4 separate regions of the Homo sapiens genome follow, and all the other regions are linked to region 1. Evidence: chromatin loops called from intact Hi-C (ENCODE). Cell type or tissue: endothelial cell of umbilical vein. All regions are shown on one strand.

Evidence for each region. Peaks named below come from ENCODE experiments on the same cell type or tissue, not always from the same donor. Only the 100,000 strongest peaks of a DNase experiment are listed, where the experiment ranks them.
Region 2: a loop joins it to region 1, with 4 times the contacts of the local background. A loop is called at or near these places in 3 of 110 quality-filtered maps.
Region 3: it touches region 1 in a loop (7-fold over the local background); 98 of 110 quality-filtered maps call a loop at or near these places.
Region 4: a loop joins it to region 1, with 2.7 times the contacts of the local background. A loop is called at or near these places in 29 of 110 quality-filtered maps.

The regions. Positions count from the first base shown.
Region 1 is chr1:39,188,535-39,196,534 of GRCh38, reverse strand. It overlaps a transcript of MACF1 not described here. Among named protein-coding and RNA genes, the nearest start is that of MACF1, 12 kb to the left of the region's middle. RefSeq lists an enhancer at 4,485-5,027. In endothelial cell of umbilical vein, CTCF peaks have their summits at 3,853 (motif pointing left) and 4,751; DNase peaks (open chromatin) are centred at 4,234, 4,774 and 6,794; H3K27ac peaks cover 7,868 bases.
Region 2 is chr1:39,313,961-39,321,960 of GRCh38, reverse strand. MACF1 (microtubule actin crosslinking factor 1) reads right to left here. Exons shown (of 101, transcript NM_001394062.1): 27 at 6,270-6,448; 28 at 5,432-5,570; 29 at 4,554-4,747; 30 at 3,346-3,508; 31 at 2,214-2,297. Among named protein-coding and RNA genes, the nearest start is that of MACF1, 110 kb to the right of the region's middle. RefSeq lists an enhancer at 1-36. In endothelial cell of umbilical vein, no CTCF peak of the experiment used is centred here; a DNase peak (open chromatin) is centred at 3,460; H3K27ac peaks cover 2,854 bases.
Region 3 is chr1:39,255,018-39,263,017 of GRCh38, reverse strand. MACF1 (microtubule actin crosslinking factor 1) reads right to left here. Exons shown (of 101, transcript NM_001394062.1): 6 at 4,990-5,082. Among named protein-coding and RNA genes, the nearest start is that of MACF1, 54 kb to the right of the region's middle. In endothelial cell of umbilical vein, a CTCF peak has its summit at 4,165 (motif pointing right); a DNase peak (open chromatin) is centred at 4,177; H3K27ac peaks cover 255 bases.
Region 4 is chr1:39,405,747-39,413,746 of GRCh38, reverse strand. All of the region lies in intron 58 of MACF1 (microtubule actin crosslinking factor 1), which reads right to left. Among named protein-coding and RNA genes, the nearest start is that of BMP8A, 82 kb to the left of the region's middle. RefSeq lists silencers at 4,375-4,604, 4,615-5,224. In endothelial cell of umbilical vein, a CTCF peak has its summit at 2,646 (motif pointing right); DNase peaks (open chromatin) are centred at 2,676, 4,086 and 4,956; H3K4me3 peaks cover 3,977 bases; H3K27ac peaks cover 1,886 bases.

The sequences.
Region 1 (8,000 bases):
AATGGCACGATGCAGACATCAAAGCCTGGCCCTGAAACTCTTGTCATCTGTCCCCTCCCATGAGTACACTAGGCATCTAACTGAAGACAGGCAGAGGATGTGGGCTTCAGATAACTTAATTAGGAGACATCCATGACTCTGCCTCTAAGGTTTGGCAATGTGGTATTGAGACAACTTGCAAAGGCCCAGAATGTCTACAAAGAACATTCTACATACAAAAGTGTCATTGAATACAATAAAGTAAGGAAAATCTCCATATTTATTGCTCCGTATACATAGATGCCATGAGTATTATAGTAGCATGGAAATTATAAGCCCAGTCTGCCTGGGTTTAAATCCATACTACTATGTATACATCACATTTAGCATCTTTGGGCAAGTTACTTAACTTCATGGAACCTCAATTTCCTCATCTGTAAAATGATGATAATAATAGCATCTGTCTCAGAGTTGTAGTAAGGATGAATGAGTTAATGTGTTTCAGGTGCTCAATACCTGCTCAATAATTGCTGATTATAATTGTCATTATTTGGAGGAGCAGCAAACAAACTACATCTGACCACAAAGACTATGAATATTGCTCAGACTGTACGAAACCTTGGCAACTGATAACTTACCTCACCTAAATTACCTAATCTGTCTAATCTCAGTCTCCAACTTACCAACCCTGCCCTCGTTCACCACAACAGTAATCTCCTTGAAGCATGTATAATGATTGGCACATTTTAAATGCTTAATAAATGTTTATTTATAACTTCACTGTAAAACTTTACATTTCTCCCTATCAGCAAATTAAATCCAAAACTCTCTGGCTTCACAATATTTCCCTCATTATCCTGGCACGTTTTTCCTTCCCATCTCCAGATATTAAACTCCTATTTCTATAGACCAGCTTAAAGCCAGTACTTCCACAGAATTATCTCCAGTTCCTCCCTCCATCCCAGTGAGAAGTAAACTTCTCCCTCCCTTGAGCTTTTATTATACTTTATCTGTTTCTCTCATAAAGTTTAGCACTTTGTGCTTTATAATACAGCTGAGCACATATTGTTACTCCCTCACTAGACTGTTTTTGAAGCTAGATAAATGTCTGCTCTCCTTTATAAAATCTTAGTCACTAAATAACTATTTGTGGAATGAGCAAATTAATAAATGAATGAGAGGATCTGAGAACTGCTTAAGAGCAAGAATGGGGGCGGGTGCACACTAGAAAGGGCAAAGCTGGGCCCAGTGAATTATGAATACTCCCAAAATATAAACATTTCTTCTGGTAATGCATCTTTTTTGACCACAAAAACATACAACCGAGAACAAGTGCCTGGAAAACCATTCATCTTATGGCAGAAATAACTCAAAATGCTCTTCTAGAGAGGCCTAGTAGGTAACATACACTAACAAGGGTGTCGAACCATCTTTAACAGTGAACTTCCAAATCTACCTGGGAATTTAAAAGAAAAAAGTGTCTCCAAGAACACAAGTGTAAGTTTTGCTTTTCCTTGGAGCTGGAAGGAAGATAGTTTATTAATTCAGAAATTAAACTGCTTGGCTGGGAGCAGTGGCTCACCCCTGTAATCCCAGCGCTTTGAGAAGCTGAGGCAGGAGGACTGCCTGAGGACAGGAGTTTAAGACCACCCTGGGCAACATAGCAAGACCCCATCTCTCCAAAACATAATAACACTTAGCCAGGCCCAGTGGTTACACACCTGTAGTTCTAGCTACTTGGGAGGCTGAGGCAGGAGAATCACTCCAGCCCAGGAGTTTCAGGCCACAGTGAGCTATGATCACACCACTGCACTCCAGCCTAGACAGCAGAGCAAGACAATAGAGAAGGGAAGGGAGGGGAGGGGAGGGGAGGGGAGGGGAGAGGAAGGCAGGGAGAAAGAAATTCCACTTTTGGCTGGGCATGGTGGCTCACGCCTGTAATCCCAGCACATTAAAAGGCTGAGGCGGGGTGGATCACCTAAGGTCAGGAGTTCAAGACCAGCCTGGCCACCCGTCTCTACTAAAATTACAAAAATTAGCCGGGCATGGTGGCATGTGCCTGTAGTCTCAGCTACCTGGGAGGCTGAGTCAGAAGAATCCCTTGAGCCCGGGAGGTGGAGGCTGCAGTGAGCTGAGATCGCGCCACTGCACTCCAGCTTGGGAAACAGAACAAGACTCTATCACAAAAAAAAAAAAAAAAAAAAGAAAAGAAAAGAAAAGAAAAGAAAAGAAAAGAAATTCCACTTCTGGAAATCCCTCCGGATATGGATTCTGCCCAGGATCTAACTCTAGATGGCCTTCCTATCAAGCTCAGCAACTGAAGGTCTTACCCTTAAGAAAGAAAAGGGAAAGTAACACTAAAGAGGAGGGGCAGAAAATAAAGTGAGAGATGCTCTGGTACAGCACTTAGAAAACTCACTCTTGGCCAGGTGTGGTGGCGCATGCCTGTAATCCCAGCACTTTGGGAGGACGAGGTGGTTGGATCACCTGAGGTCAGGAGTTCGAGACCAGCCTGACCAATATGGTGAAACCCCATCTCTATTAAAAATACAAAATTACCCAGGAGTGCCTGTAATCCCAGCTACTTGGGAGGCTGAGGCAAGAGAATTGCCTGAACCCAGGAAGTGGAGGTTGCAGTGAGCTGAGATCATGCCACTGCACCCCAGCCTGGGCAACAACAGCGAAACTGTCTCAAAAAAAGAAAAAAAGAAAAAAGAAAACTCACTCTTAAACCCAAGTGCCTGCCTCTCTCTCTCTCTCTCTCCCTCTCTCTCTTACCAGGGCTGTAAATATAATTTGTGAGCCAAACCTATATTCAAATTCTGATTTCACAATCTCTAGTTGTGTATCTATGAACCAATTACTTAATCTCTTTAATCCATAGTTATCTCATGTCAAAAAGGGATAATAAAATTACCTCTTCACAGTGTTACAGTGAGGATTAAGTGAGAAAATGCATAATATATTTGGCACACAGTAAGCATTAACTATTTAAAAAGCATTAAACATTGACTCATTAATGCCAACTCTTGTTATTATGATTACCACACAAGAGACCTCCTAGCAGGGCATCAAGTCATCCTCAGTGGCAAATGCAAGAAGGTAAGTGAAAGTAATGTGTGGTATTGAACAGCTCAATGACTAAGTCAAATTAGGCTTCGACAGCATTGCTTCAAAAAGGGAAAGGACAAGAATATCTAGTCAACCTCAACAGCCATATTACCATTTTAAGTAATCTCTCTCTCTGGCATTTTGACCCTTTTCCCCAATGAAATAATATCTATCTAGTAAGCTTTTTCCAGGAAACTCTGGTAGCCAACATCTTAAAGAAATGGAGAAAAAAATGATACGAAGAAAAGAAGCCCTGTCTATGGGGACTGTTCCAGAATCTTGCCCAGGATTGTTATTTTTGTCCAGAAATATTCTTTTTTTTTTTAATTTTTGAGATGGAATTTCACTCTTGTTGCCCAGACTGTAGTGCAATGGCACAATCTCGGTTCACTGCAACCTCTGCCTCCCGGGTTTAAGCAATTCTCCTGCCTCAGCCTCCCAAGTAGCTGGGATTACAGGCATGCGCCACCATGCCCGTCTAATTTTTTTGTATTTTTGGTAGAGACGGGGTTTCACCATGTTGGCCAGGCTGGTCTCGAACTCCTGACCTCAGGTGATATCCACCCGCCTCGGGTTACAGGCATGAGCCACTGCGCTTCGCCCATAAAGTTCTTAATACAAGTTCACGCCTTTTGTTTCTGCTCTAATATTTTAAAAAACATAGTACTGAATATACAAAGATGTCACAATAGACAAGGAATCCAGCTCATTTATCACTAGATTAGTGTTTCTCTTATTGAGAGCCTAACCCTCAGTGACCCCTACTGGACAAAGATAGATAGACACAGAAGACTAAGTTTTTAAACAACAAAGAAAACTGTGTTGCTTTTATTCTGATGAAATTCTCACACATGGAACTTTCATTATACAAGTTCAAGCTTGTGTCAAAATCTATATACACCTGTAACATAGAAGGCAACAATGCTATGTCCAGTCAGCTCATTCCTTTTATGGGAAACATTATCACCATAAAGTTGGTTGGCTTCACGGCTGCCTCAACAGGATCGTCAGTATTTATGGTTTTGTGATGAGTCCTTATAGAGAAAATAGCAGACAGAAAAGGAGCAGTCACTGGCACACAACTCCTACCCCTCAGTACCTTGCAATTTTTCCATTCCCCGAGGTGACTCACTCTTAACACAGCCCAGACTACTTGCCAGCAGTCAGGGCCACTATGTGTGCCTGGTGAGTAATGCTTTCCCCAGCGTGCATCCTCCCAGCTGCCTCTGACTGAACAAGTCATAAAAGGAAATCTGGGTAACCATTTTTAAGTTTTTTGTTTTTTTCTTTTTTTGAGACAGAGTCTTGCTGTGTCGCCCAGGCTGGAGTGCAGTGGTGAGATATCGGCTCACTGCAATCTCCACTTCCCAGGTTCAAGCAATTCTTGTGCCTCAGTCTCCTGAGTAGCTGGGATTACAGGCATACACCACCACACCCAGCTAATTTTTGTATGTTTAATAGAAACGGAGTTTCACCATGTTGGCCAGGCTGGTCTCGAACTCCTGGCCTCAAGTGATCCACCTGCTTCGGCCTCCCAAAGTGCTGGGAGCCACCGTGCCTGGCCCAGTTTTAAGAACACATGTCCCATCCTAAACACAAGGATAGCTCCTCTCAGCTCCCTGCAGGGACTCAGAGTTGTAATGAATTCCCTCTAATGGCAGCCAGGTGGCAATGCAGAAACAGGCAAAGGCAGAAAAGCCAATGAGTATGATTAAGCCCTTACTCTCTAAAATCTGGGGACCACAGCTTCTACTTTGGATAAAACAAAAAGTAATGGGCATGAAGCAGAGCCATCTGCTATCACACAGCATCACACCCTGTGGCACAGCCCTGATGAAAAGCCCAATCTCAGAAGAAGGAGGCAGCCTCTTAAGTATCTGTCCATCCATCCTTAGGTGTCCCAAGTAGTGGATGAGGAAAACGACAGCATCTGTTTTTTTGATTAGTGACTGGCACATTAATTGAAAAATGGACAACAGTTGTAGTTAAACTTTCTCCCAATAGATGTTCCTGGAGTATCTAATCCTTCAGACATGAATCTATGGAGTTAGTGCAAACATTTTGGAAACAGCTGCCAAGAGCTAGGTAAGTGAGAGAAGTGGAGGAAGGTCTTTGACACAGACAATTTACTTCAAAGCTATCTTAAGCAATAATAATTCCTGATAAATTGTCAAACAGGAAAACTTTAAGTAGGACCCAACTGGGCCTGTACTTTACTGCTAGGTTAAAAAAAAAAAAAAAAAAAGAAAGAAAGAATCACCCCAAATACATCATATCCAGTGAATTTTTAAAATTTTCTTAAAAATCAGAGCACCTTCAATACAGTTGCCTACATTTTTTCCCTACCTATAATCCTTGGGTCTCTGATGCTCATATATGCCTGGGAAGAAAACTATTATCCAGCTTAGTTTTTGTTGTTGTTGTTTTGGGGTTTTTTTGTTTGTTTGTTTTTGAGACACAGTCTCACTCTGTCACTCAGGCTGGAGTGCAGTGGTGCGATCTCAGCTCACTGCAAACTCCACCTCCCAGGTTCAAGCGATTCTCGTGCCTCAGCCTCCCAAGTAGCTGGGATTACAGGCACACCACCACGCCCGGCTAATTTTTGTATTTTTAGTAGAGACGGGGTTTCGCCATGTTGGCCAACCCAGTCTCAAACTCCTGGCCTCAAGTGATCCACCTGCCTCGGCCTCCCAAAGTGCTGGAATTACAGGCCACCGCACCACCTCCAGCTCAGTTTTTGACAAAATCCAGAATACTCAAGATCCTGATTTTTATCAAAAAGAGAGAGAAAGAGAAAAAGAGAGACAGCACAAGGCGGTGGCTCACGTCTGTAATCGCAGTACTTTGGGAGGCCGAGAGGGCAGATTTCTTGAGCCCAGGAGTTCGAGACCACCCTGGGCAACATGGCAAAACCCTGTTGTTATGAAAAAATACAATAAGTTAGCTGGGTGTGGGGATGCACATCTGTAGTCCCAGCTACTCACGCCACTACACTTCAACCTGGGTGACAAAGCAAGATTCCATCAAAAAAAAAAAAAAAAAACAAAAACAAACACACACACACACACACACACAAAAGAAGAGAAAGAAAGAAAGAAAAGACAAGAAAAGAGAAAGGAAGAGAGAGGAGAGGGGCGGGGAGGGGAGGAAAAAAGAAAGAAAGAAGAGAGAGAGGCAGCGAAGGAGGGAGAAAAGAAAAGAAATTACCTATGGCATACCTAATTACTAAAACCAAAAAGATATTGACAAAAATTTTCAACAAGAATGAAACAAAAAGCACTCTCTGGTTAACCTTTGATAAACCAGAATATCTAAATAAGCACATATCAGATTTTATCAATGCATTTAGACATTACAGAACTAGAGACGATTATAGGTCCAGTTCTGTTCTTGGCTTATTAAATGACTTCAGGATCGTTTAACTACACTGGATCTGTTTACTCATTCATAAAATGAGTTCACATTCTAGATCTCTAAATTCTTTTCCAGCTCTAAAATTCTGTGGTTCTGTGAAATATTTAGTTGCCTAGGTACTATGTTGATTGTTATCAATAACAAAAAAAATTACAAAGCCAGTCTTATGCTACTATCCTTTAAGAGCTTACAATCTAACTGGAGAAATATGTATACAGATAGTCTTAACATAAAGCAGTACAGGCTGTGTCAGGAGGGCAAGACTATAAGAACTCAGTGAATGGAACTTCAGAAATTCAGTCAATGAAATGGTCATTTCCTGTTGGGGAAGTCAAAAAAAAGGCTTCCATAGATAAGAAATATAACCTGGGACTAGAAGAATGTATAGGATTTCAACAGTCTGAAATAAGAAGAGTAAACACTCCAGGAGGAGAGATAGCATGAGGAAGAGAATGAAAAACAGAAAGTACAAGTGACACTAGAATGAACCACAGGGTTTGTGTATTTGGGTTGGGGTTGAGGAGGCTCAGAGAGAGGTAAGTAAATTGGGAAGATTAACTTCTGCCAACTTTGGGGTATCCATCACAAATTTAATAAGCACATTTAGCTCCCTTTCAGAAACCTCAGAAAAGTGACAGTAAGAGAATTAAAATGGCACAAACCCACAGAAAATAAGAATAAGAAATAGCAACAAAAGTTTGATACACTGGAGTGTGGATAAACAAATGGTCGAAAACTTAAATGTCAGCTTTCTTTCTCTCTGCTAAGTGCCTGCAGGAAATGGGCAACAATAAGAAACAAGGTAAATTGTACTGCAGAATCCCAGAAAGGCTCAGAAATTGGAAGCACCAGGAACCTCTGAAGACTTGGTAGGAGAAGGCATGCTGCAGAGTAAGGCTGAAAACAAGATTGGTTGGAAGTCTTCAGGCCCGTGTGAGGTCAGGAGCCAGGTGTCTCAGTGAAAACAGGGATATTAAATGAAATCTGACAATGGGCCGGGCATGATGGCTCACGCCTATAATCCTAACACTTTGGGAGGCCGAAGCAGGTGGATCACCTGAGCTCAAGAGTTCGAGACCAGCCTGGCCAACATGGTGAAACCCCGCCTCTACTAAAAATACAAAATTAGCTGGGTGTGGTGGCACGCACCTGTAATCCTAGTACTTTGGGAGGCAGAAACAGGTGGATCACCTGAGCTCAGGAGTTCGAGACCAGCCTGGCCAACATGGTGAAACCCCGCCTCTACTAAAAATACAAAATTAGCCAGGCATGGTGGCAAACACCTGTAATCCCAGCTACTTGGGAGGCTGTGGCAGGAGAATTGCTTGAACCTGGGAGGCAGAGGTTGCACTCCAGCCTGAGTGACAGGGTGAGACTCCGTCTCAATCAATCAATCAATCAATCAATAAACTTTGACAATGAACGATGAGGCCCTTCCAGACTGGCCAATTGCTCCACTTGGCCCAGAGCTCTAGCTACCAGAATTGGCCCCCAGA
Region 2 (8,000 bases), 130 kb before region 1:
AGGTACTTTCACTGCTTCTAGTCTAATCTCAATTTATTCTCTATTGTTCCACCAGAATACTTTTTCTAAAACCCAAAGATGACCACATCACTCTTCTCCTTAAAAAGCTTTCAATGATCTAGAATAGAGCTTTTCAAACACCAACATGCATATAAATTATATCCCCATATAATTTATTAAAATGCAGAATCTGATTCAGCAGGTCTGAGATTCTACATTTCTAATAAGCTCCCAGGTGCTACGGATGCTACTGGTTCAAAGACAACACTTTGAGAAGCAAGAATAGAAGATAAAGCCACAACAATGGAACAAGGCCTGTCATGGGTTGGCCCCAATCTCACCGCTAATTTTCCATAGTCACTGCTCCTTATTGTGCCTTCTAGCTATATCAGAATACTCTCTATTTCCTCATATAATCAAGTATTTTCATTCTTCTCTGCCTGGGATTATGCAGTTCCTTTGCCTAAAACGTCCTTCTGCTGTCTACTTAAAAAAACTCCGGGTAGAAGGAAAACAAGGAATGAATTTGTGAAGGAACCCATAAAAAAATAGTAGTAAGAACATTAAAATATAATCAAAGCAATTGCTACCACTTACTGAGTGCACTTTAAGTTTGAGGCATGGTCCTATGTATACATTATCTCATTTAATCTTTACAATCACTCAGTGAGGTATTATTGTTCTCACTTTATAGATACAGTAACAGAAACATAGTCTAAGTGCATACTCAAAGTAAGCCTGGAAAATGGTGAAGGGTTTGAACTCAATTCTTTCTTACAGTGAGTGTTCTGTTATTAACTAAAGGAAAGCCTTCATTCAAAAAGTATTTGTTAAGCATCTTCTATGTACTTGCCATTGTTTTGAGTGCTATACACACACACTGAGAAACAAGTCAGGAAAAACTTTGCTCCCTTGGAACTTACATTCTAGTAAGAGTCACAGAATAAACAAATAAATATGTAATAATCTCAAGTTATTTTTTTCTTTTTTTTGGAGACACAGTCTTTCTCTGTTGCCCAGGTTGAAGTGCAGTGACACAATCACGGCTCAATAGCCTCAATGTCCCAGGCTCAAGTGAGCCTCCTACCTCAGCCTCTTGAGGAGCTGGGACTACAGGTGCACACCACTACATCCAGCTAATTTAAAATTTTTTTTTTTACAGATGGGATCTTGATATGTTGCCCAGGCTGGTCTCAAACTTCTGGGATCAAGTAACCCTCTTGCCTTGGCCTCCTAAAGTGCAGGGATTACAGGTATAAGCCACCACACCTGGCCTCAAGTCATTTTTCCTTAAAGATATTCTAAGAGAAATAGGGGAGAGCTAAATCATTCACGGCCTTATAAACCATGTAAGAATTTAGAATTTTATTACGACTATGATATGAAGCCATTGGACAGTTTTGAGCAGGAGAGTGACATGATCTTATTTGCTGTATTTCATCTATTCTAAGGTACACATTTTCTCCACATTTTAGTCTTTCAAATTGGAACATATTTTAGAATCAATGGCATGTCACATAACTGGCAGAGTTTCTTCTTTTTTCCTCTTTTTGGCATGCAGAAAATTATGGTGTAGCTTGTAATCAATGGAGTCTAAGATTCAGTGACATGCAATATGTTCTAAAAAGGGGATTTTGGCTACTCTGTGGGAAAATAGCCTGTGGGGGCCAGAGCAGAAGCAAGAGACCAGCTCAGAGGGTACTGTAGTAGTCTAAAGAAGATTCTTCACTGGAATGTGAACTAGGGAAATAGAGGGGAGATAACGGCAGGCAGTCAGATGTGGGACATGTTTGAAGACAAGAGCCAACGGAGAATATAAAGCTTAAGGCAAAGAGAACAGTTTAGGATGACTCCTGGGTTTTTTGCCTCAGCAATTAGAAAAAAATGGCCATACTATTTCCTGAGATAGGAAAGACAAGTAAGAAGCATATTTAAGAAGAAAACTCAAACATTCTGTTTTTGCCATGTTAAGTTTAAAGGGCCTACGGTCACGCAAATGGAGACTCCTCAAATCACAGCCAACGTCTGCTACTTCTCCAAGCAACCCCAAACATGGGGTTGCAGGAAATACACATCTGCTTAACTGAAGGATCAGGCCAGCTTGTAGCATAAGAACTCTGCTTAATTTGTCTAGAAACAGAACCTACAGTGAAGATGTAGGTTTTCCTGAGCTGGTGATGATTCATGTTCTTTTTGGGATGTGGTAAAGTTACCTTTACAATAGTAGAGTACTGCTGGGAAAATTTTTGACATTGATCCAGTTTTGTCTGATTTCTCTCAATTTCTGCAAATAGGGCCTAGGAAGCAAAATATCACAACATTATCATTGCCATTACCACCATTGAAAGAGCTGAACATTTACTATGTTCTAAGGCAGTAGTTTCCAAACCTTAGCTGCATCAGAATTGCTGGAAAGGGTGGTTAAAACACATACTGCTGGGCCTCACCTCCAGAGTTTCTGGTTCAGTGGGTTTGGGTTCACAAATTTGCACTTTTTTGTCTTTTTAATCTTTTGTAGAAACAAGTTCTCGCTTTCTTAACCAGGCTGGTCTCAAATTCCTATCCTCAAGTGATCCCCATGCCTCGGCCTCCCAAAGTGCTGCAATTACAGGCAGAAGCCACTGTGCCCAACCCAAGAACTTGCATTCCTAACATGTCCCCAGGTGATACGGATGCTGCTAGTCTGGGGTCCACACTTTGAGAACCACTATTCTAAGTATTTTACATGTATCACTTCAGTTAATCCTAGCAACGATAATCTCATAAGGTAGGTTAAATAAATAACAAACTATGTCCATTTTACTGATAAGGAAGTAGAACACTGAGAAGCTAAATAACTTCTTCAAAGGCTTATAGTAGGTAAGTGAGCCAGAATTGGAATCCAGGCAATACAACTCCAGATCTCATACTCTTAACCATAATGCTAAACAAAACAAAACAAAACAAAATACCAACAAAAAAAAAATGCTTAAAATAAATCATTTTCAAAAAAAAAAGAATCATTTTCTTCTACTTACAATTTTCCCTTGGTTTTCAAAACCCCATATCTAATCCTAGTAAAATAAAATGTAATATAAAAAAAAACAAAATAAAGATAATTTTAATCTGTCCATCTAGTGGTTTCAATACAGTTACAGAAACTCAGAACTGAAGGTACCTTACAGGTTCTCTAGTCTAAATGCAAAACCAGTATCTTGGGACGATCCTGCTCAAACCACTCAAAGAAAAGGGAATTTGGATATCTTCCATTTGGAGGAAGCTTTAATTGCCAGTACATCATTTTCTTTTATGATAAAGAAAATTTAAATTTCTAACTCTTCTCGCCAGAGCTACTACCACACTCACCGTCTGCTGGCTGAGCTGCTCCGAAAGCACTCTGCTATCCTCTGCCTGGCCTGGCTTCATCATTTCCTGCTGGGCAGTGGTTTCCTCAATCCACTTGATGAGAGTTCCATGGCAGGCTCGGTAATCTCCCAGAACTTCCTGGATACTTTCTAGCTCAGATTGGCTAGAAGAACAAAGGGAAACTGCTATCAGATACCTTGGTACAAATACAATAAAGTAAATGAGGTAATTCCCTCTTTAACCCATGTATCCAGCTGGGCTTGACCACAAACGATCCATCTTTATCTACGGGGAACAGCGATGCAAGGCTGAGTGAGACCTATGCATGTACCAGTGCCCTATGGTCAAAAAAGTGAGTAGAAACCAGTTGTGACCTGCTAGCCCTGGATGCTGCCTTGTGGTCTAGCATCCCACAATAATCCTTGTCAAATTTTTCACCTAGGTTGCCAAGAATTACCAGGGTGACCAATAAGGTAGTATTGGCTGTACAGTTCTATTCCCTGATGACAGAGTACCTGTCAGTACAGCACAGCTATGATTTATGAATCACTATAATTTCTCAAGGAGAGAGGGGAGAGAAGTGAAAAATAGTCATTATTTCCTGCTACTTCCAATAAGTCATATCACTTCTCTAGTCTAACCAGCTTTGTGATAAGACTTCAATTAGAATGAAAACTTATGAGTTGTTAAGCTCCTCTCCCTACAAATTTCCCTAACCAGCTTAGCCTCCAAAAGGTGCAGTTTCTGTCCTTCCTATTTACATCTGTCATTAGAAGCAGGACCTCTAGTAACAGAGATGAAAAATTACTGAATTAGCAAATGAGATGAAAGCAAGAAATTCTGTAAAGCTCCATCATAAAAAATGGCTCATATTTGGATACAAAGCTAATAAAACAAGAACTAGAGTATAGGTTTTGTCCTTGAGAAAAGATCACCAGGGACCTTTCAAGTCTACATTCCAGGAAGCCATTGTCATCAGTGGCTTAACTAGAAAAGACCTGGGACACAGGAGAGGCATTACATCTGCTTTGAGATTGCCGGTCTCACCTTTCTGTCACTTACTTGTCCAGAATTTATGTGGTTTTTAAATTTCCACCCCTCCCTATCCATTTCCACCTTTAAATATAAATGTACAGATATAACTCTGTTTTTGTTTAAGACCTAGTCCCTGAACTCTAATAGGAGAAAAAGGTGGGGCCACCACTCACCGAATCTCGAGCTGGGCAATGACTCGGTGCCAACGCTCCTGCAGCTGGGAGCCTTTTTCCTGATAGCGCTCCAAATCCAGATTTCGCTCTGGTGTCAGACGACTCATCTGCTCTGCCACTACCTTGGCCTTGGCAATTTCCTCATCCAGGACTGAAAACACTGAATTCTTGTCCTTCACATCACTAAGCCAGTGCTGTGGAAACATAAGTACAGAAACAGGTTGTATACTTTCCATGCTAAAAAGGAGTCAGTCTAAGGTGGGAAACAAGGACACGGTCTACAGCTATTTCCACATTGTATATGTGATTGTGCCCTGGAATGTTTGTGCCAGGACTGCCTCCACATGTCATGGTCTCTGCTTTCCTGATACACACTGGGATGCCAAGGACAGGCAGTACTCTATAGAGAAATGTGCATAGAACTTGTGTTTGAAACCTGGCTTCACCACTTATAACATATGAAACCAAAATAAGTCATTTAGCCAGAGTAAGTGTTGGTTTTCTCATCTGTAAATGGAGAGAAAAATCTCTTCTTGTCCACCTCACAGAGTGGCTTGTGAGAATCAAATTAGATAACAGCTAAGTGATTTATAAACTTATGGCACAACCACTGACTGTATCCAATTAATCCATGATTTTATTAAGGTGAAAAGGGAAAAAATAAATAGAAAAACCTAGTCCTTTCTCTTCCCTTTCTAGCTAGACATACTTCTCAGTCCCTTCTTCTTTGAATACATATTAAAATATATTTAATGACATTCTGCCTTATTCAAATGCAAATTTAAATCAGTGTCATGCCATCCAAAATTGCATTTCTCTGCTAACCCAAAGCAATGAATATGTTAGGTCAACCTCCTAAGAAACTCAGAGCAACTCACCCGTAATGTCGACCAATGGGCCTCCAGAGCTGAGAGATCTGCCAGTACTACTTCTTCTTGACTCAGCTTAATCTCATAACCTTTGACCAAGAGTTCAGCATCCTGTATGCTACGTACTATAACATCAACTGTCTTTAACCTGTGGGGACAAATACACATTCCTTCATTAACACATGAATTTTAGGAGCCAGGGTTATATACCTGGAGTGCTATAGAGAGGTTCATAAAACATAATAACCAAAATCAATGTCACCATTTTTAGATGTTGACAGGGTTTTGTGAAAACAAGTAAATGTGGTTTTTATGCTGCCAATTTAAGCCAATTCAAAATAAAGTTCTAAGTGGCATTGGAACATGCATACATGTGGTGGACTCATGGAAGAAAGGCATGAAGCCAGAAACCCATTTTACACTATGAAGAGTTTAAGATGCGCTACTCTTCAAGGTCATAGGTAGAGATGGGTGGGAAGAGGGAAGACCTTCAAAGTCTAATACCTAGTGTAACTAAAAACTTTTCTTTTTATTCTTTAGTGTCTCTTCCTTTGTCTTTATGCCATTAAGTATTATTTTCAGAAATATTTAATCAAACAGAAGTGAGGTAAATCATAGTCCCAACACTGCAAATTAATTCCCCTTTCATATCACTGGCACTTCTTCACTGCAGTCCAAATGAACCTACTTAATGTTACTAGGAACTGAAGCCAAGACCTCTCATTATCAGTATATGCTCTTCAGGATCTATAATCTCTCTGTATTATTCATGAAATACTTTAAGCCTTTCTCTTTCTTATCCCAATGGAAAATATTGCTCTTGGACCCAAAACCTCAGCTCACTCACTTATTCAGATATACAGTAGAGAGACCATAGACATGGTCCATCTTCTCCACCAGCAGATTCAGTTCTGAGCGCAGAGTTGGGACACTTGAACTAGATGGAGACTGATGGAGAAAGCTGTCACATTTCATAGAAACTGCATCCAAGTCTGACCTCAATTGCTGTAAATCCTCCTGGGTGTGCTGCCAGGAACAAGACACACATAAAGAGGGAGACAGAATTGAACAAAAAAGGTAGAAAGAAGTCCACATTTGTAATAGCTAAATATTGGAAACCACCTAAATGCCCATATATAGGAGGCTGGTTGAATAAACTATGAAGCAGACATACGATGGAGAATTATGCAGCTGTAAATGAAATGAGAAAGATTTCTGTGAATTAAGTGGTTTTAGGATATATTTTTAAGCAGAAAAAGCAAAGTCAACAGAGTATCTATAGCATGTTATATTTTGTATATAAAAGAAGGGAAAATGAGAAAATATATGTGTATATGTTTATACAAAGAGACAGACAGAAAGGATAACCAGAAACTAATGAGATGAAAAGGATGGAATTGAAAGGATCGAAGGAAGGCAAAGGGGATAAAAGGACTAGCTAGAGGGGAATACACTTCTTTTTGTATAGATTTGACTTTTAGAACCATGTTAATGTTTTACATTCTTGTAAAGAAATAAATAAGGAAAATTTAAGGGTGGCTCTCAAATGGAACACAACAGAAATATATAAGCCTAACTGTATTTCAGATAAATAACATAATCACACTGAAGGGGAAGAAAGGGTAAGAACACACACAAGCAATTTCTGAACTCAGTATTCGAACTATAGATATACCTTTAGGCTAAAGACATAAGGAACTATAAATAAATGTTAAACTCTAGTTTGGTAGGTTTGTTTACTGCAGTGAGTTAACAATTCTGAAACTACTATCTGTAAATGCTAGGACTGAACAATAAGTAAATATACTGTGGATAACATAAAGCAGGTTTTTCTCTCTTGGGGAAGGGGGTTAAAAATATGGAAAGAGGCTAGAATAATCCCTGTGCTATGGGTTGGGAACTGGATGGGGAGACAAATACATATGAATTTGTGTGTGTGTGTGTGTGTGTGTGTGTGTGTGTGTGTGTGAGAGAGAGAGAGAGAGAGAGAAAGAGAAATTGAGAGATCAATAAATATATTGATCTATATCTGTAAACTTACGTACATGTATATGTGTGTATATGTAACACGTGTGTGTGTGTGTATGCATATATATATTTGTAAATATATGTTTTCTTTTTTTTTTCTTGAGACAGAGTTTCGCTCTTGTTGCCCAGGGTGGAGTGCAATGGCACGATCTCAGCTCACTGCAACCTCCGCCTCCCGGGTACAAATGATTCTCCTGCTTCAGCCTCCCAAGTAGCTAGGATTACAGGCACACGCCACCATGCCTGGCTAATTTTTGTATTATTAGTAGAGACGAGGTTTTACCATGTTGGCCAGGCTGGTCTCCAACTCCTGACCTCAGGTGATCCACCTGCCTTGGCCTCCCAAAGTGCTGGGATTATAGGCGTGAGCCACCACACCCGGCCTATGTTTTCTAGCTCTGTCTGCTAAGTGGGCCTATAAGCAATAATACTCCAACAACAATGAATACATTTGGTACCCAGATCTTAGTTTCTAAATAATATTCTCTGCCCAAAAGAATCAGAACTCCTTGGAGAAACAGTTGATTTCCAGGGTTGAGACTGGAAAAAG
Region 3 (8,000 bases), 66 kb before region 1:
AGACATACCATGCCAAATCTGATGCAAGACGAGGCGGGGGGTGGGGGGGCACTCCACATGATCCTTCAGTAGTCAATCAAAAGCTTCACAAGCAGAGAACCTTTCCCCACACACCAGAACACTTAGCTAGTATAGGCAAATACCAAGCCCTCAGAACGGCAAAGAAAAGGAATCCATAGTTAAAACTGAGAAAATATTCTGGGAGCGGTGCTCCCACCTACAAGAAGACAAATAAATAGGCATTTGGCTGTGCTGAAATAACAGAGAAAAGCAGGCAGCCAATATGCATGCAGAAGACAGACTAGGCCAAAGCTGCTATTACCTTTCTGTAAAATTGGTAACAGGAAAAAGAACAGTGGGCTGTGTCAAAAGCCCTGGAAGTTATAAGGTCAATTAATAATTATAATAAGTTGTTACTAGTAACTGCTGCCCACTGTTGAGTTCATACTGTGTTCCATCATCCTAACCCATACCTCTCTCATTCTCTAAACCTCTGTCAAGTTATTTTATGGTATGTCTGTTCTCACTCTCCTAAACAATAAGAGTCCAACTAGATGGTCTGTATCTAGTTCAATTTTGTATCTTCTGTAGTAGATTCTTTTTTTTTTTTTTTTTTTTTTGTGATGGAGTCTCGTGTAGCCCAGGCTGGAGTGCAGTGGCACAATTTCAGCTCACTGCAGCCTCCACCTCCCGGGTTCAAGTGATTCTCATGCTTTGCAGCCTCCCAAGTAGGTGGGACTACAGTGCGCCAACACACCTGGCTAATTTTTGTATTTTTAGTAGAGATGGGGTTTTACCATGTTAGCCAGGCTGGTCTTGAACTCCTGACCTCAAGTGATCTGCCCACCTAGGCCTCCCGAAGTGCTGGGATTACAGGTGTGAGCCATTGCACTCAGCCGTGTATCTTCCATACACTCTATCTAAGACCTTGCTCATAACATTCCCAGTCAATGTTTGTGGAATTCAATTAAATAATACATTTTCCTGCAAACTAAAACCACAAAGAGATACAATTTCACACTCACTGTGATAGCTATAATCTAAAACAGACAATAAATACTGGTGAGGATGTAAAGACACAGGAAACCACATACATTGCTGGTAGGAATGTAAAATGATACACCATTTTGCAAGACAATTTGGCAGTTTCTTTAAAAGCTAAACATGCTTACTGTACAATTAAGAAATCCCATTCCTAGGTATATACATGTATACACAAGAGAAATGAAAACATAAACCCACACAGACTGGTATGCAAATAACTTTATTTATAACAGTGAAAAAGTGAAAACCACTCAAATGTCTATCAACTGGCTTAATATTTAAACAAAATACATGATATATCCATACAACAGAATATTCAGCAATAAAAAAGAATGACGTACTGATATGTGCCACAACATGGATGAACCAAAAAATATTATGTTAAGTGAAAAAAGCCAGATACAAAAGACCATCTATCATAGGATTCCATTTATATGAAATGTCCAGAATAAGCAAATCTATCAAGATAGAAAATAAATTAGTGGCTGCCTGAGGCTGGTGATGAAAATGTGCAGTAACTGTAAATGAACAAGAAGGATCTTATTTGGATGATGAAAATGTCCCCAAACTAGATTATGGTGATGATTGTACAACTCATAAAAATCATTAAATTAGTTGATTTGATGGTATGTAAATTACACCTCAGTAAAGTTTTTTTTATGAATGCATTTTCCTAAAATAAACAAACAATAGAAATTATAACCAAAAAGGTGTTTTAAAACATTTAGCTAACTACAGAGAATGGGAAGATACAGAATGGAGGGAGCAGAGATGGAAGCTAGACCTCTCTGAACACAATTTGTATTTAACTTTTTAAAATTTCCCTTTGGAACAATATAAATGATCTACATAATGTAAGGTAAAATTGAAAGGAAAAAAGCAACCCCCCAAAACTGAAAGCAAATAAAAACAAATGAACCTTAATTGTGTATTGAATTTGTGGCTTAACAACAATAGAGAGAAATTATTTCAAGTGACTTCAAAGTAATCATACTGCTAACAATAACATTCATATTGTCACTTGGATTCATATATATTACAAATAATATATATGATTTTACAGATCTCTGTGTGTGTAGGAAAAGAGTAAGTAACCACATTACTGTTGTTAAGATCAAGATTTTCAGTATAAGAAAAAAAATGATATAAAGTCAAAGAGGTTAAACAAAACCCTGCAATCCTAAATTTGAATTAGAAATATCAGTAAAAATTCATGGGGTTTTTTGTTTGTTTGTTGTTGTTGTTGTTGTTTTTAGAGATAATACAAGTATTGCCTAGCTCTGCCCACAGAAAAAGCCTAGAAATGATGGGCAACCAGCCGCGTGTGGTGGCTCACGCCTGTAATCCCAGCACTTTGAGAAGCTGAGGCAGGTGGATCACCTGAGGTCAGGAGCTCGAGACCAGCCTGGCCAACAACCCTGTCTCTACTAATAATAAAAAAATTAGCTGAGCGTGGTGGCACACGCCTGTAATCCCAGCTACTTGGGAGGCTGAGGCAGGAGAATCGCTTGAACCTGGGAGGCAGAGGTTTTGGTAAGCCGAGATGGTGCCATTGCACTCCAGCCTGTGCAACAAGAGCGAAATCTGCTTCAAAAAAAAAAAAAAAGAAAAGAAAAAGAAAGAAATAATGGGCAACCTAGGAGCATTCAGACTGTGGTCAATAAATAGAGAACCAGTTCCTAGGGGAGATTAAGAATTTCAGGCCTGGGACAGAAAATATAAAAAAAGAGTCTGGAATACCTCATCGCACAAGAAATAAAGGAAATTATCAAAGACCACTGTGGTCATGCCAAAGGACTCAGAGTCAACTTGAAAGCCTCTTTACAGCCAAAGATGGAGCTATTTGATTTTATTAAAAAGAATAATAACTGTATTTGATTGGAACATTAAGTCTGCTTAAAAATCCACAAGTCACAGTGATACTAAAAAAAAAATGGTGAACAAAGGAACTATTATTGGTCACCTTTGGAGAATCTTAGCGAACCAACTAATTATTCTGAAAACTAGTAAACAGAAAGAAATGAAATTTTTAAATGCTTCAAGGAAATGTTTCTTCTGGCCGGGCACGGTGGCTCACGCCTGTAATCCAACACTTTGGGAGGCTGAGGCAGGTGGATCACCTGAGGTTGGAAGTTTGAGACCAGCCTGACCAACATGGAGAAACCCTGTACTAAAAATACAAAATTAGCCGGGTGTAGTGGTGCATGCCAGTAATCCCAGTTACTCGGAAGGCTGAAGCAGGAGAATCTCTTGAACCCGGGAGGCAGAGGTTGCGGTGAACGGAGATTGCACCATTGCACTCTAGCCCGGGCAACAAGAGCGAAATTCCGTCTCAAAAAACAAAAAAAGAAAGAAAGAAAAAGAAAAAGAAAAAAGAAAAGAAAATGTTTTCTCTATTTAAACATTTGTTATGGCCTGGTACGGTGGCTCACGCCTGTAATCCCAACACTTTGGGAGACCGAGGTGGGTGGATCACCTGAGAGCAGGAGTTCGAGACTAGCCTGGCCAACATGGTGAAACTCTATCTCTACTAAAAACATATAAATTAGCCAGGCATGTTGGCAGGTGCCTGTAATCCCAGCTACTTGGGAGGCTGAGGCAGGAGAATCTCTTGAACCCAGGAGGCGGAGGTTGCAGTGAGCCAAGAACACATCATTGCAATCCAAGAGCAAAACTCGGTCAAAAAAAAAGGAAATTAATTTAGTTGTAGTAGTTGGGGTGAATAGAGACAGTGAATAAATTCTCCTTACCTCCCACCTATGAGACAAACATTGGGCACTCACAGTGAGGGCAGGTTTGTGACCAAAAAACAAACAAATTTCTCTAAAAGCTCCTCTGTTCATAAGAGTTCCAAAGGGATAACTGTAGTCCTCCATGAAAGCTCAACAAAGTTTCCCATCCTGCCAGACAGAGCACACCTACCAAGTTCATGTTCCTGGTTATCCCTATGCCCAAAGCTTGCCTGAGGATACCCTGTGGTTCCACAAAAATACATTACCACCACACAATCCTAGCCCTGTCCATGCTGGTGACTGCCAGCATTGCTTCCAAACTAGAGCCTCAAGAAACAAGCCTAAGCACTCAGATTTTTCTCTCAGGAATTCGGGGACACCTGTTGTTCTATCTTTAACCAGCAGGTAGCGCCAACTCCCCAGCTAGGATGTCACCTTGGCCTCATCCCTGAAGTCGGCACCCTGCCTTCTATTCCCACTAGCTATCAGCCTCTAATCCATCAGCCTCATGTGCAGCAACTGTGTATCAGAGAGAGCTGTCTGAGAAATAGCTTTGTTTGGCTGACCTAAAAGGGATGTAAAAGAACAGCCTTTTTATAAAAATAGGGCTGTACTTTTCCAATAGCAATTCAGATCTAAAAAGGATTTGCCTTCTTAGGAAGAGGAAGGCCATGTGACCATGTGAATATTCTTCAAGATGCTCTTGGGTGTGATGGCCGCTGCAAGGTTGTGCTTGCCAGCACATATACAAACCCAGATACTAAAGTATTCTAATTAACGAGGCTTGTTTAAAGGTTATTAGAGATGAGAAAAAGTCTACATTAGAGCAGGACTATGAACCTTCACTCCACCATTCTAAAGCATCAACACCAACAGCTTTTCTCAACCCTCATATTCTGAGTCCTTCAAGAGCCTCATTTTGATTCAGCTGAGCAAACAGACCTCTAATAACCAGACTGCTGAGGACAGGGCCAAACCACAAATGGGTAAAAAAATCCCTCCATTTAATTAAGCAAATAATTAGGAAGTTTTGCGTTTACGATACAACAGCTTGTCTGCAGATCAATCTTAATTTTCCTTTCCAACTCCCATCCACCTTTGTTCACTGACAAATAGAGAGAAGGAAGGCTCAATGCTGTCTGTGGAAGGCAGTGCAACTTTCTAGGCCATGTCCAAACAAAGCAACAGGAATTCCAAACTTCACATGCCCTACCTGGAAATGCAAAATAATGGTCCAGATCAGACCCAGGGTCAACTTGGGGTTGCCATCTGTGATGTCATCATTGCGAATATTCACTAGTTTCACCTGAAAAAGAAATAAAAGCACGGCTCAGAGCTCTAGGACTTTTTGTTTTGATTAAATTTTTGCATCACTTCATTATTGATTTACAGTTAAACTGATTTCTTTTTTGGTGTACAGTTCTATGAGTTTTAACACATGTATAGATTCATGCAACTACCACCACAAAACAGTTTCATCACCCCAAAAAGGTCCCTTGTGCTGGCCCCCTCCTTGTAATCAAACCCTACTCTCACCCCTAATTCCTGACAACCACTGATCTGATCCTGATTCCTTGTTTTGCTTTTTCCAGAGTGTTGGATAAATGGGATCATGCAGCATGCAAGATTTTGAAACTGCCGGCCAGACGCGATGGCTCACGCCTGTAATCCCAGCACTTTGGGAGGCTGAGACAGGCGGATCACGAGGTCAGGAGATCGAGACCATCCTGGCTAACACGGTGAAACCCCGTCTCTGCTAAAAATACAAAAAATTAGCCGGGCATGGTGGCGGGTGCCTGTAGTCCCAGCTACTCAGTAGGCTGAGGCAGGAGAATGGCGTGAACCTGGGAGGTAGAGCTTGCAGTGAGCAGAGATTGTGCCACTGCACTCCAGCCTGGGCGACAGAGTGAGACTCCGTCTCAAAAAAAAAGAAACTGTCTTTTTATTTCACTCGGCATAATGCCCTTGAGATCCCTATCCAAGCTGTTGCATGAATCAACAGTTTGCTCCTTTTGATCGCTGAGTAGTATTCCATTATAGAGATATGCTACTCTTTGTTCACCCATTCATCCATCGAAGGATATGTGAATTATTTCTAGATTTTGGCAATTATGAATATTCATGTGCAGGTTTTTGTGTGAGCACAGTAATTTCTTTAGGGTATATTCCTAGGAGTGGGATTGCTGGGTTATATGATATATGATTAGCTTTATAAGAAGTCATCAGAGTAGCTACGCCATTTTGCTTTCTCACCAGAAAAGCAACCTCGCAAGCACAAGGTATTGTGGGTCACTTTTTTATTGCCATCAGGGCCAAGATTTCTTTCTTCTTTGCCTTTTTTTTTTTTTTCTTAAGGTTCTGAGAGAGAAAGACAGAAAAGAGAGATGCCTCTCTTCCCTCACCAGTCTTTGGCCTGCTCTCACCTCCATTATCCCATCTTTGTCACAGATATCCATACCTGCCATGCCTCCCGCAGCACCTGCTTTACTCCTAAAATCTCATCCCAACAACTCAATGTGCCCTGACACACCCTCTTCCCAGGCTGACTTACTGCCCCAGTGTGCTGGGAACGGAGGAATTTCCTGGGACGTGGAACTTTAAAACTGGGAGTGTCCTGGGCAAACCACCCTACTTCTACTTCACCTCTGTTAGCCTCCTCAATCATACCCTCAGAGTCCTGCGACACAGTGTCCTTCAGCTGTCCTCCCTTTATCTCTTCTACTGAACTGAAACTTGTGTGTCTCCAGAGGACCCTAGTGACCTTCTCAAATGGAGGCCTCATTTCTCCCTTACAATGACATTCATCTGGGCAAGTTCTTTCCCTTTTCTGTATCTTGGTCTCCTCTTCTATACGGTGGGAGTAGGATGCAAGTGGGAAAACCTGTCCCCTCCCCGAGAATTCAATTTTTCTAATCACTAACAGTTGACAGTTGGTGGGTTACCAGTACCAGCCAAGTCCACATTCCTCAGTCCTACCTCTGTCAGCCTTCCCCTTTCATTGTGAAGTCTACCTCCCTTGGCCAAACCACCTTCCAATCTCTGCTAACCTTTTTCTCAATGACCTCACTACCTAGCTCCTATTCTCTTTTCCTGCCTCATCATCACCTTTCCTGGAAATTTAGCATTTATATTGATATCCCAAATATTACACTATCTGCACAAATTGCCTGCCTTTTGAATTCTGATGACTTTCGTTTTTCCCTACCTTGGCCATCTGCACAGCTACATCTTGGACTTTACCGTTACCAAGAACGGCTCTAGTAATCTCCCTGCCCTTCTTTGAATCCACTGTTCTTACCTGTCCACGTTTTCATTCTATCATAGTAACCAAAGCCACTTTTTGTCCTGATTTAGACTTCTAGCTAATCAATTCTTCTCATAAACCCTGCCAGTAAGGCCCCCACCCCAGCTTCCTCTAGCTCCACACACAGGCATTTCAATGCTGCTTTCTCCAGTACCCTAAACACTTCAGCAACCTCCACTTCTACCACTTTTATTTATCAATTTATTTCAGCAAATATTTATTAAGTGCCAACTGAGGACCATTCATTATGAGAGATGAAGGTGAAATGTTAAGATCTTATTCCCCGTCCTCACGGAGCCTATAATGCATTGGAGCAAACAGAGAAATAACAAGAAAATAAGAAATGTTATACCAGAAGTAAATTGTTATGAGAGCAAACAGAGAATTTTAGAAGTTAATGAGAATTACTGATATGAGTGTCAAAAATGAACTGACTCCAAAAATATGCATACCATTTAATGTCACGTTGACCCTGTTGTTGCTTGGCAACCCTAGATATCCCAAATATTTTCCATATGGCTCACTCTAAGCAGATGAACTCTTTGACTCCCTCATCCATCTTCTTTCTACCACAAACCATCTCTGTATCTTCACCCCTCCCTCTGTCATTCTCCTTGTCTCTCAAAAGAGGTATTTTTCTTTTCTTTTTCAAAGATGGCCACACCACTTGTGCTCTGCTTCTCATCCATCAATCCCTGGATTTGGTTCCTTCAGTTAGGAAGCAAAGGAGGAAGGGTGCTGTGTAGAAAGCAGCATGGATAGTGGAAGGTGCACTAAACTGCATGTCAGAAGGCCTGAGTTAAAGTCTCAGCTTTGCTCTGACTTGTGATTTGAGGCAGGTCATTTACCTGTCCAGGTCTCAGTTTCTTTATCTATAATAAGAAACTGGACTAGTACAACATTAGGGTATCTTCTCGGTG
Region 4 (8,000 bases), 220 kb before region 1:
CAGCTGCGGAGGCGGATTCCTCTGGGGTGGGCACTGCAGGAGCTGGGAAGGCAGGCTCCTCTGGGGTGGGCACTGCAGCAGCTGGGGAGGCGGGCTCCTCTGGGGTGGGCACTGCAGCAGCTGGGGAGGCGGGCTCCTCTGGGGTGGGCACTGCAGCAGCTGGGGAGGTGGGCTCCTCTGGGGTGGGCACTGCAGCAGCTGGGGAGGTGGGCTCCTCTGGGGTGGGCACTGCAGCAGCTGGGGAGGTGGGCTCCTCTGGGGTGGGCACTGCAGCAGCTGGGGAGGTGGGCTCCTCTGGGGTGGGCACTGCAGCAGCTGGGGAGGTGGGCTCCTCTGGGGTGGGCACTGCAGCAGCTGGGGAGGTGGGCTCCTCTGGGGGGGGCACTGCAGCAGCTGGGGAGGTGGGCTCCTCTGGGGTGGGCACTGCAGCAGCTGGGGAGGTGGGCTCCTCTGGGGTGGGCACTGCAGCAGCTGGGGAGGCGGGCTCCTCTGGGGTGGACACTCTGACAGCTGCAGTATCAGGCTCCTCTGGAGCATGCACTGTGGTAGCTGGGGTGACAGGCCCTTCTGGTGTACCATCCTCCTCTGTGATGGGTACTGTAATAGCTAAAGCAGCCCACTCTGGGGAGAACCCTGCGACAGCTGACATACCCTCCTGTGTGATGGCTGCTGCAACAGCTGGAGCAGTCTCCTCTGGGGAGGACACTGCAGCAACTGCAGCAGTCCCTTCAGGGACAGATACTGTAACAGCTGGGACAGTAGCCCTCTCTGGGGCTGATACTGCAGCAGCTGTGACATCCTCCTCCTCTAAGGAGACTATTGAAGCAACTAGGATGTCCTCATGTGGAAAGGGCACTAAAGCAGCAACTACAGCAGTTCCCTCTGGGGCAGGCACTGCAGCAATTGAGGTACCCTCCTCTGGGCTGGGCAGTGCAGCATCTAGGGCATCTTTGACAGTGGGTACTGCAGCAGTCCGGGAAGGTCTCTGGAGGACGGGTATCCATTCCTCTAAAACTGGTTCAGTATTACCAGCCTTGGTAACTTGTTTCTCTGGAAAAATATTTAGGAATGAATCTGAATCTCTCCTTTCCATCTCCCCTCCCTCTGATGATGCCACATTCAGCTCAGGCTTTGTATCATTCACAGTTTCCACTCCATCTGGATTAAGTCTCAGTTCTTCAACCAGCAGGTGCAGACTCAGAATCTCTGACTCTGGGGACTTCCTCTGGAGATCCTGGAAGACCTGCTCTGGGAAGTTTCTGTGGAAATGTGCTGGAGCTTGATCCTCCAAAAGTGTGGCTTGATAATCCAGCTCTTTTGCCTCACCATCCTCATCACAAACTTTCTCCACAGACAATTCACAAGTGACCACATTTCCCATTGATGTCAGACTGTTATTTTCTTGATTAACAGTTACATTCCCACTTTCCAAATGAATTTCATCTGTTAGTAAATTTGATTCATATAACACCTCTACTTCAGGTCCTGAGGTAACATCTGTTAGTTCATGATTAAAAGCAAAACTGAAGGTGACCCTCTCAATGCACTCCTCACCATTCCCCTCAGTTTGACTGCAGTCTCCCTGGGACAAACTGCCATTGTCTTTGGCCAGCTCAGAAGCAATGAAGCCTGATAATTTTTCTTCATGAGAAACCCTGTGATCAGAGTTCAGCAGTCCTCCTGGGTCCAGCTTTTCCAGTGAATCCAGATCAGCTGGCTGTCTGGACTTAAATTCTGCAGTCCTGGGGCTAAAAGGCACTTTTTCACATTCCTCCTTGCTAACAGTGGAAGTGTCTCTCATGATATCAACGTGGGCAATAAGTTCCACAGCATTAGGCACCTGAGAAGAATCCAGGGTATTAAAATATCCACAATCCAATCTAGTATCATAATCTTTTGCCCTTACATGTAAAAGGCCTAAATGCTGTTCCTTTTCTAAGGCAGCCCCTGAAAAATGACTAATTACGAGTAAATTTTCTGCATCCTGGGATGCAGCCAGCCCTTCAGAAGAGATTTGATTCTGTAGCTCAACTAGAGGAGTTACTCCTTCTTCACATAAACACTCCTTTTCAAGTTCAAGAAACATCTGCACTGAGTCTGTGTCAGAGAGCTGTTCTGCATCAATAGTACCCACAGTACATGCTGAATCTGAAACAAGTCCCTCTAACCCCTGAGCAGTTCTGTTTGCCACCTCACCGAGAATATCCTCACCTGTAAGAACACAATCGCAATCCAGGGGTATATCCTTGGGAACAGTAGCCAACTGGTCCTTGGCTGGCTGTGGGTCATCAGGGCAACAAATCTGACCAAGAGATAGGTGGCCAAAAGTCCTCAAGACAGCAGCTAAGCAATCGGATCCATCCTCCACCACTGCTGTGTTTGCTTGTTCTCTTTCTTCAAAAATATCTGCCAGGCTGTTCTTCTCATCTGCCATCAGAAAAGTCTTTTCCCTGTCTGACAGTTTCTCTTCCTCCCACTCTCCCTCAGCCTCCATCATAATCCATCGCTCATCCTCCTCAAACTTTAGCTCAGACTCTGTTTTCTCTCTCAGGCTGGGGGTTATGAGAACATGCAATTCTGGATCTAACAGCTCTTCACTCAGGCAAGGGGAGAGAGGTGGCATTTCCACAGTGCAGGCTGTGTCCCCAAGGGGGTGCTGCTTCTCACTGAAGCCTCCCTTAGCTAAACTTTTTGTGGCCCTCGGCCAGGTTGCACTTGAGAATCTGGATTCCTGCATTACATCTGTGTTACCACTTGTTGCTACAGCTTCTGATTCTACAGGCTGGAATTCATGAGGAGGGTTTGCACTGTGCTGCTGAAATCTAAAGTCCTGGCAGTCTCCACTTAAGTTTTTAAAATCTTGCACCTCTGGAATACCTATGGATTTGGACACATGTTCCAGAGTTACTGACTCTGACTGAGGTTCCCTGTGGTCCAAATGACCAGAACTTTCTGTTAATGCAGAACTGGACTCCTTCTTCTCTTGCAAGGAAGGATTTGAAGCACCAGCTTCTGAAACCTCACTGAGAGAAGCTTCTATCCTCTCTGCAAATTCTGGGAAGTTGGGTGGCATGAAGGACTTCCACGATCTCCTGTTAACATTGTCTTTGCGTTCTGCATTTGGCCGCCTTCTGGGTGGCACAGGTGCTGACTTCTGCACATCACTGCTTAGCTTTAGTGCATCAAATATTATCCTCTCATCCAGCTTCTTACCTTCTGGTGCTCTAGATTCAAAAACATTAGATGCTGCTCCTAATGTACCATTGCTGGATATAGTACTTCCTTCCATCTTTTCCATGGTGCTTTTTGAAGTCTGGTTAAGCTTTGACCCCTGGTCAATTTGCTCATTTATCCTCATCGTATCATATATAGACCGTTGTGGAACATAGCAGTCCTCTATGTAGCCATCCTCCTCCTCTCCTTTCCCCAGGCAGCTGGGGTTCCGCCTTAAACAGTCTGGTCTGCTGAGTGGCTTACCCATCCTTTTTCAATCAAGATGAACCATCAATCTTTCAAAAGTATTTTTCACAGGTTCCCCCCAAATGCATTCTACATAAGTTATAAATCCTTTTAGCTGTTCATACCCCAAACCACCAATTGCATCTGCCCTCCAGAAAGGCCTGGAAGTTCCGTTTTGAAACCATTCTGGGAGAAGCTCTAAGACAAACAGCTTTTTCCTCACAGGCTAGCAGCCTCATGGTTGACAGACGATATAATTTAAAATAATTCCTTGTATGGCTTATGGTTTAATTTTTTTTAAGAGCACTGCTCTTTCAAATACAGTCAACAAAAATCATCTGATATTGACGAGTCTTTTTCGATATCTAGTTCCACTCACTTCTCACCGAAGCAGAGTTGGGAGCAGCAAATTTATGCCGATTGTATCCTTTAATAACAATGGCACAGCCTCTCTAGTCTTCAAGTATGGCCCAAGCTCCTAAGAATTCCTTTCATTTTATCCTCAGTTCCAGCCCTGGAGAGTCCAGCTGGTCTGAATTAGCCATTCGTCCTCCCTAGCTGGGGTGTTTGCATTTGAACTGGGCTGGTCGGCGGATATTCCTGCAACTTTAAACACAGGAAGTCCTTCATTCGGGGCCAGCTTGGGGCTTCCTGTCTCCAAAACATCATGGCATTGTTGTGGCTCCCAGGCCAACCCTGCGCTGTAGCTGCAAAACAAGGCGAGCGGAGCCCCGCGCCAGGCCTTCGGAAAGGCAGGCGGGCGGGCGGGCAGCAGCAGCGGCCGCGGGTCTGTCGGAGGGGCTCGCTCAGCACGGCCCGCTTCCCCGCGCCATGCCGCGCGCCCCGAGGGCCAGGGTCGCCTCACCGCAGGCTGCAGGTGGCTCCCGGCCGCGCCAGCCTCAGGTCCCGCGCTCAGGAAGTTAGTTTGTCCCTCCGGCAGCTGAGTCCCGAGTGCTGTGGGCGCCGCCTCGCCCGCCGCCGCCAGTCCCCGGCCCGCAGCCGCCACGCCGTGGGCTGCATGACAAGCAGCCGCCTCTATTCTCCACCACGCCGCTGGCCCCGCGGCCCCGCCGTCCTCCCCGCCCGCAGCTGTCACGGTCCCGGCATGCAAACTTCTGGCTGGGAACAAAAGGCTCCGCTAGGGTCGGGCGGGGGGCGAGTCCTCCTCCCCCGCGCAGCGCGACCCGCTAGCTCGCTAGCTCGCTGGAAGTGCTCGGCTGGCGGGCGGCTCTCCTCCCCCTTCCCCGCGCCGCCGCGCTGCGCCGCCCCGCCCGGGCAGCCCCCTGGAAGCCAGGGAGCGCGCGACGCGGAGAGCACAGGAAGGAGGACGAGGGCGGGGGCGGGGCCCGGCGGGGGCGGGGCCGGGGAGAGGAGCGACTCCGAGAGTGGAGGGAGCGGTGGAGAGGATTGGAGGCTGAGGCGCCGAAGGAGGGGCTTCTGCGGGATTCGGAGCGAGAGACCCGGGACGCCAGCCGTTCGGCTCCCGCAGCCCACGCCCACCGCGCCCCGGGGCCAGAGGGGAACGCCCCGCCCCCGGAGAGGGCGCAAGGAGAGGAACGGAACCCGCGCGAGTCTGGGCTGCGCGGCGCAAATCCCCTGACAAAGGAAAGCCCCGCCCTCCTCCCGCTGGCCCGGCCCCTCCCGCCCCTGTCTCGCTCCAACCGGCCCGGCTCCGAGCCCAGCCCAAAGGCGAACGAATCCAGAAAGGGCGCCCGCGCTCCCCCAGCTAGCCGGCTCTGGCGACGGCCACTCGAGTTCCCGTGTGCCGGCAGGTCGCGCCGGCTGGGGTAGGCCGCCTGCATCGCTCTCGGCTCCATCTCTGCCGCCAAAGGCTGTCCCTGCTCCTTCCAGTGTCACCTTTAGCGCGCCCCTTGCCGGACCGAAGAACACTCCAGCCTTAAACCCGGCACTTTCCCGGTGTCCCAAAGGAATTCGGTCACGCTCAGAGACCAAAGTTATTGGATAACTCTAGGCACATTCTACCTTCCCTCTCCCCCTTCTCAAGTATATCAAGTCCTGGTCAATTCTCCCACCAGGATTTCTCTGCTCACAGACCTGAGTGGTATCAATGACGGAAGAAAATGGGGTGTTGGGGGAGGTGGGGATGCCAACAGCTGAGCCCTACGACCAAACACCTGGGTCCTTTATAGTTGCGCACAGCCAAGGAAACCTGAGCCTCCTTGGACCAGATGAAAAGCATGGGTATTTCAAATCTCAAATAGAAAACACTAGAGAAAAGTCGCTCACAATCCCGTCGTCCACGGCCTTTGGCTTTTAGAAAAGCCACTTGGTCACCTGGTGACTGTTAAACAAAGAAAGTACAAAGGGCAACCCAGGAAACTGTCCACCAGAGGCAGCTGCATCTCTGAACGGGTCCAATACTCTGTTCTATTTGTGATGGCCATTCTCTGATTTTATGAAGGAAAAAAACATCTATTAAAATTCGGAATCTCTGTCGGACCATGTGGTCAATATATACCGCAAAACTTATGGAAAAGTTATTTCTATCCTTTACACAAACAGTAAGTGAAACCAACACCTGGTGTATGAAGATCTGGCACTGAAACCTTGAGCTGAGCCTTAGGCTTACTTAGGGAATCAGACTGGTCCTTGGCAAAAATGAGAAGTGCGCTGAAGCCTGTAATCGGAATTAGGCAACTAAAAGACCTTTCTCTGGTAAAATGCTTTACACTTCATTTCTCACTTCAACAACGGCTGCTGATCAATTCTACCCACTCAAATCCAAAAGACTCTGCCCATCTGTAAACTGAAAGGGGTGGGGAGGCCGACTAGGTTGTGTCTTGACACCCTTTCTAGTTTTAATATTTTTTAGTTCTAAAACTTTTAAAGGCACTGCCCCAGAATCCTGTGTCCTCTTGGTCGTATACTGCCAAGACACTAGAAACCCTGTCCTATGAAGAACAAACAGTGCAAGACCCAATAATGTCTGACCTAGAGAAAGTTCTAGGAGATGTAATTAGCATGAAGTATCTGAAGGGCTGAGACGTGGGAGGAAGGAAACTTGTTCTGGGTATCTCCTTAAGCTGGCACACTAAGATGTGAGATTTAAAACCAACAAAGAGCTTCTCACAGCTATTCAAAGAATAGAGTGTCCCCTAAACTGGTGACTTTCCTGACCCTGGAGGTGTTTGAGCAGAAATTCAAGCAATCACTTGGCAGAGATTTGGGAAAACAGATTTACAAATCTTCTGCAGTTTGTTCAGATGAATTTTAAAGTCCTTTCTAACTCTGATACACTGTAATCCTAAGGACTGACAGCTTACAGATCTGATACTTAACAGTTTAGGGAATCCAGGTTTTAATTTTCCTTTAATTATTCAGCACAACTGGAAAAACTCAGGGAAGGAAAGATCAATTTTACTAGCAAATATCCCTGGCCAAATACATTCACTTAAGTGTTCAGATATCATAACAGACTGTTTAGCATGCCAGGGCCCCTCTGGTTGGAAGAATCTGAGGAATTCTGGCTCTGGATGAAACATGGGTGGTTATTCTATTATAAAGAATGTTTTTTTTTTTTTTTTTTTTGAGTGAGACTCTGTCTCACTCTGTCGCCTAGACTGGAGTGCAGTGGCGCAATCTTGGCTCACTGCAATCTTTGCCTCCTGGGTTCAAGCGATTCTCCTGCCTCAGCCTCCCCAATAGCTGGGATTACAGGCATGCGCCACCGCACCCAGTTAATTTTTTGTATTTTTAGTAGAGATGGGTTTCACCCCTTGTTGGCCAGGCTGGTGACCTGACCTCAGGTGATCCACTCACCTCAGCCTCCCAAAGTGCTGGGATTACAGGCGTAGCTACTGTTCCCAGCCATAAAGAATTATCTTGATGTGGAATCACAAACTTCATGAACAGAAATTCCTTTACTGTTTCCTCACCAAGTCAGGTATCAACCAATCCAGACTTTTCTTAAATAATTCCCTCCCATGTCTATCTACCAATATTCTTACTACTCTCATCAGTGATCCATATAAATAAATAAATGGAGCATTCCTACGACTATGAAATTCAGATTCGAATTACTTATTATCTGCAGTCACACTCTCTCTAATTAGGGTGTTAGGAAAACAAATTTAAATACAACCTAAAGAGAAATTACATATAGTAATCTAATCCTCCCACCGCACCTCCAAAAAAACCCCAGAACCCAAAGCCAAAGAATACTTTCTGAGTGCTTTGCTCTTTTTAAAAAATCATCAGTATGTGTTTAGAAATAAATCAAGAGAGGAAGCACAAGTTCTCCTCCATGTCTTAATTTTTATCTGTTCATGAGTTTCTCCTTAGTTTAGGTATGTGAAACTCTGCCAATAGCCATCTCAGGGACTGAAATAAATACCTGATACAGCTTTCCACCTCTTGTTGCCCTGATAGCTACAAAAAAAAAAAAGCATCTGTTCATTTCACATGCTGTGTATAAACTTTTTAAAAGAGAAATACAGGGAGCTCCAGAGACCCTCTTCAGATATTTCCCCCACCCCTGTAACCACAAACATATGCACTGAAGCCAAATTTCAAATGAGTTT